Regions from separate parts of the Homo sapiens genome. Here region 1 is linked to region 2. The links are chromatin loops, found by intact Hi-C in ENCODE. Cell type or tissue: Calu3. All regions are shown on one strand. Each heading gives the region's core, and the rest is flanking DNA. Links, peaks and the distances in the headings are about the cores only.

What was found. Peaks named below come from ENCODE experiments on the same cell type or tissue, not always from the same donor. Only the 100,000 strongest peaks of a DNase experiment are listed, where the experiment ranks them.
Region 1: it touches region 2 in a loop (4-fold over the local background); 16 of 110 quality-filtered maps call a loop at or near these places.

The regions. Positions count from the first base shown.
Region 1 is chr4:48,002,628-48,005,551 of GRCh38, forward strand. The region is part of intron 2 of CNGA1 (cyclic nucleotide gated channel subunit alpha 1); the gene reads right to left. Among named protein-coding and RNA genes, the nearest start is that of CNGA1, 13 kb to the right of the region's middle. In Calu3, for the core only: no CTCF peak of the experiment used is centred there; a DNase peak (open chromatin) is centred at 1,164.
Region 2 is chr4:47,925,267-47,928,190 of GRCh38, forward strand. All of the region lies in intron 1 of LOC101927157 (a long non-coding RNA gene), which reads left to right. Among named protein-coding and RNA genes, the nearest start is that of NFXL1, 12 kb to the left of the region's middle. In Calu3, for the core only: a CTCF peak has its summit at 1,579; a DNase peak (open chromatin) is centred at 1,535.

The sequences.
Region 1 (2,924 bases), core at 194-2,693, 77 kb after region 2:
GGGACCATAGGAGCTGGGTTGGCTGGTCCAGGTGGAGCCGTGGGTGTCAGACATGCAAAAAAAAAAAAAAAACAAAAACAAAAAACCCTGAAAAGATATCTCAAAAGGCCAGTGTTAGGTTCTACAATATTGATGTTATTTGCAGGAGTAATTGGGGAAGCTCATATCTTATAACCTCCGGAATAATGGCTGGCAATGGTTTATGTCTGCACCTTAGCAGGACTCAGGCTCCCCTCCTCCCCACAGCCTGATGGCCTCCCATTAGCTTTATAAAAGTGAATGAGTTTTAGGATAAGACTTATTATCATTTAAACCATAGCCTAAATATCTTTCAAAGTTAGCTTGGTCCTGTGAACCCTGAAAATCTGAGACATGTCTCAGTTAATTTACAAAATTTATTTTGCCAAGGTTGAGAACACAACCCCATGACACAGCCTCAGGAGGTCCTGATGACATGTGCCCAAGGTGGTCAGAGCATCACTGGGTTTTATACATTCTAGGGACACATGAGACATCAATCAACATATGTAAGGTGAACACTGGTTCTGTCTGGAAAGGCAGGATAACTCAAAGCAAAAGCAGGAAGATTGGAAGCAGGGAGGGGGCTTTCAGGTCATAGGTAGATAAGAGACAAATAGTTGCATTATTTTGAGTTTCTGATTAACCTCTCCAAAGGAGGCAATCAGATATGCATTTATCCCAGTGAGCAGAGGGCTGACTTTGAATAGAATGGGAGGCAGTTTGGCCCTAAGCAGTTACCAACTTAACTTTTTTCTTTAGCTTAGTGACTTAGGAGCCCCAAGATATATTTTCCTTTCACATTTTCCCCCCTTTTCTGTGGGCAGCAAGTCACCCAGGTGCCGAGGCAAGAGACCAAGGACACGAGCTGTTCCAGTATAATAAAATATAAAATAAGAATAGTTATACCAGATATAGATCTTAGATATGATTATATATGAATATTATTAATCATTAGTTTGTAGCAATTACTCTTTATTCCAATATTATAACAACCCTCGCTCTATAATCATAACCTAGGAAAAACCAGGCCATACAGAGATAGGAGCTGAGGAGACATTGGGAGAAGTGACCAGAAGACAAGAGTGTGAACCTTCTGTTATGCCCAGACAGGGCCACCAGAGGGCTCCTTGGTCTAGCAGTAATGCCAGCATCTGGGAAGATGCCCTTTGCCAAGTGGACCGTGGTCTAGTGGTAGCATTAGTGTCAAGGAAAAACACCTGCTACTTAGCAGACCAGGAAAGGGAGTCTCCCTTTCCCCAGGGGAGTTTAGAAAAGACTCTATCCTCCACCTCTTGTGGAAGGCCTGACATTAGTCAGGCCCGCCCGCAGTTATCCAGAGGCCTAACCATCTCTCTGTGATGCTGTGCTTCAGTGGTCATGCTTCTAGTCCGCCTTCATGTTCCATCTTGTACACCTGGCTCTGCCGTTTAGTTAGCAGTAGCAAATTAGTGAAAGTACTAAGTCTCTGAGAAGCAGAAATAATAATGTAAGCTGTTTCTCTCTTTCTCCTCTCTCTCTCTGCCTCAGCTGCCAGGCAGGAAAGGGCCCCCTGTCCAGTGGACACGTGACCCATGTGGCCTTACCTATCATTGGAGATGGCTCACACTCCTTACCCTGCCCCTTTGTCTTGTATCCAATAAATATCAGCGCAGCCTGGCATTCAGGGCCACTACCGGTCTCCGCGTCTTTGTGGTAGTGGTCCCCCAGGCCCAGCTGTCTTTTTTTAATCTCTTTGTCTTGTGCCTTTATTTCTACACTCTCTCATCTCTGCACACGAGGAGAAAACCCACCGACCCTGTGGGGCTGGACCCTACACTTTTCTTTTAAAAAATCCTTTGGAGAAAGCATTTTAGAAGAAAATGCGTCTCTAGTCTGAGGTTTTGTCCGATCTCTCATGGCTAGGATGGTTTATTCCTAGATGGGTAGGTCCCAAGTTATTTAGGAAGGCTCACTTTTAGCAGGCTGTAAAGTCTCATGTCCTATAAAGAGAAAATAGGAGGAGGAAGGGAGAAAAACAAGAACAAACAAAGGAACAATCCTGGAAAATGCATATAGGCCACACTACTCTGAAGTCCACATATCAATAGACAGGCAGTAAGTGGCTTATGTATGTAAATAGGTTGTTGTTATTTTCTTCTGAAGTTTAAGTTGTCTAGCTTCTGTTCACAGGGCTTTATGAATGCACAGCTTAGTTTTCAGTGACTCCAAATTAGGATAAATGGGGGAGTGGGGGTGGGGGTAAAGAAGGAAAAGAAACTGAAAGCAATATTTTGAAGGCTTGTAGCCAAGAAAAATTAGAACTCAGTCCAAACTGTAGAAAATAATAAAAGTTGAAAAACATTAGGCAAGACTGGAATCTAAGAACAGGTGTACTATAGTTTTTGAAACATAATTTTTCCTCTCCAGTTTCCCATTTTTACTAAAGACAAATCGTGGTTGGACTGATTTGCTTTTTTATTATTTATTTATTTATTTATTTATTTATTTGAGATGGAGTCTTGCTCTTGTTGCCAGGATGGAGTGCAGAGGTGTGATCTCAGCTCACTGCAACCTCCGCCTCCGAGGTTCAAGCAATTATCCTGCCTCGGCCTCCTGAGTAGCTGGGATTACAGGCATGTGCCACCACGCCTGGCTAATTTTTGTATTTTTAGTAGAGATGGGGTTTCTCCATCTTGGCCAGGCTGGTCTCGAACTCCTGAACTCATGATCCATCCACCTTGGACTTCCAAAGTGCTGGGATTACAGGTGTGAGCCACCACGCCCGGCCCTGACTTGCTTTATTATACTTGGCCTGATTATTTGTTTACAGTGCAACAAAAATAATTTTTTTACATAGGCTTTTAAATTGGCTTTGATGGTACTTTATTCCATAGAAGAAATCTCACATAAGACTTTTTTAAAGT
Region 2 (2,924 bases), core at 276-2,775:
ACATCAAAAAACAATAGATGTTTATGTGGATGTGGGGAAAGGGAATGCTTACACACTGCTGGTAGGAATTTAAATTAGTACAACCTTTATGGGAAACAGTATGGAGGAGATTCCTTAAAGAGCTAAAAGTAGATCTACCATTTGATCAAGCAATCCCACTACTAGATATCTACCCAAAGGAAAAGACGTCATCATATGAAAAAGACCCTTGTACACGTATGTTGACAGCAGCACAATACACAATTGCAAAGATGTGGAACCAACGTAAGTGCCCATCAACTAACGAGTGGACAAAGAAAATGTGGTGTATATACACCATGGAATACTACTCAGCCATTAAAGGAATGAAATAATACCTTTTGCCGAAACTTGGATGGAGATAGAGGCCATTAGTCTAAGTAACACAGGAACGGAAAACCAAAAACTGTATGTTCACACTTATAAGTGGAAGCTAAGTTACAAGTAGGCAAAAACATACAGAGTGATACAATCGACTTTAGAGAATCAGATGGGGGAGGATAGGAGGGGGCTGAGGATAAAAAAAAACTACACATTAGGTAACAATGTACACTACTCTGGCCATGGGTGGGCTAAAATCTCAGAATTCACCACTATATAATTCATCCATGTAACAAAAAAACCACTTGTACCCCGAAAGCTTTGGAAATAAAAAATTTTTTAAATATCATTGCTGTTATTTTTACTTTGAAATTTCAGATAGCATTTGAGAGAAACAGGTTTTTGTATTTATCAGAACAGACGGGTTAAATATTGAGAACTACAATTGTACATTTATATTTAATTTAATTTTTTAAAAAAGTATCCACAAGAATAGCTAAAAACAAAAAGACTGACAATACCAACTGTTTGCAAGAATATGGAGAAACTAGAACTCTCATACTTTCTGGTAGGAATGGATATTGGTTCAAACACTCAAAAAATGTTTAGCAGCATCTACTAAAGCTAAACATGGCCCACTACTAAAGCACTATGACCAAGCAATTCCACTTCTTTTTATGCACACACACGAAATGAGTGCATAGCTTCACAGAAACTCATGTTTATAGCAGGTATATTCAAGATAGCCAAAACCCAGAAGCAACTGTAATGTCATCAACAGGAGAATAGAAAAGTAAATTGTGATACATTAATAAAATGCTATGCAAAAAGATGCGGGTTCCACAGGGCCAACTGGAGGAGTTGAGTATGCTTGGATTTGGGTATACATGGGGATCCTGGAACCATTCCCCAGAGTATACCAAGGGACGACTGTCATTGTATTTATTCATTACTGACATGTTCTCTTAATATGGATTGTTTTTGCCAAAGTATTCATACGCAACTTCTCAAATACACTTATACTTGATAAGTACATCTATACTTAGGTAAACATTGTGCCAGTTACCAATGTATTGCCTCTCTGCTCCAATTCATGTTTACGTATATGCCGTGTAACAGTTGACACTCCTTTCAGCATCTCCACAGAGCACGATGTTCTGTTTTTGCAGTAGAGGGCGCCGAAGAGGCACTGTGAGAAGGACCGTGGTCTCCCAGTGTTTCTGACTGCTACACAGAATGTCTGCGATCTTGCAGCCTCGGTCTGGACTGGCGATAACATTCCTGAGCAGTTTTCGTACGGGGAAACGGGCCCCAAAGCCCTCCGGCTCACCCCAGGTGCCCTAAACCACCACTCATTTTGCTACTGACATTTCCTCCCGCAAGTCCCAGCACCTGCCTCCACTCCCACCCATTGCAGATCCAGGCACAGCTCACCTGTATCCCAGCCCCTAATCTCTATGTGCAAGTGCACCCTGATCACTGATTACTGTGTTCTACATGCATTCCAAAGAGTTACTTCCTACTTGCCCAGGACTGCAGACCAGCTCTGACTAGAACAGACCAGCAAGCGTCTTTGCTATCCAGTGTGCTGAACTACACCTTCTCCAATAAGATCTGAACTCTTATTGTCCTTCCTTATGTACCTGCCCCCCCAGGTCTAGAATACCATAGTTTCCTTGTAGTTGTTCTTTTATCGAAGTTTAATAAATCTTTGTATTAAATTTAACCCAATGTGTGCTTTTGTTGTTAATTGGACCCTGACTGACACAGGCACTGTATACGTTTTATATCAATTTTACTTGAAATACTAATATGACCCAACCAAACTTCAGGAATGAAAAGAAAAAGGAAAAAGAAAAAATATCATGAAGTGCAAATTTACCAGGCAAAATAAGAAAGCTGTTCTGCCATGGGTAGGGCAGAGGAAAATTAGAAAAATTAAATTATCACATTGACTTTCCTAGCCAGCCCTAACTTTAGGGGACTGAATCCTTTTTTGCACTACTTAGTAATACTCTAATGATTAAAAAAGTACTGTATAATATGAATTTCATTAAAATAAAGTAATTTGAACAAAACTGGACTATCATTTTACTTTTTTAGAATAACCTTCATAACAGAGAAAATAAACTAAGCACTCACCATATTTAATATACATTTTTTCAAATACTCAGCTAAATAATTTGTCAATCAATAAGTAATGGAGTCTAACAGATATTCAGTATTGTCAGGCACTGGACAGACATACTCAGAGATGGGAAGGGTTCACTGTATGTAAAGTACAAAGGTAAGGATAAAGAGGTCATGAAGTTGCTGAGAACTAAGAAAATGATTAAGGGAAAGGTGAGATTTGAATGGAAGGAGGCATTCTGAGTGGTAGGGATGTCATGAGTCAAAGTTTAAATATGAAAATAAGCATAGCCCGTGCTTGGGATCAGAATGGAGAAAATTCTGTTGAATCCCACAGCCAAGGTGATAAATAGGGTTAGCAAAGACCTTGAAAACAGAAGTAGAAAAGTTTGGTCTCAATGTTGATGGTAGATAACCATTATGAGGTTTAAGAAAAGGGAGGTAACATCATAAAA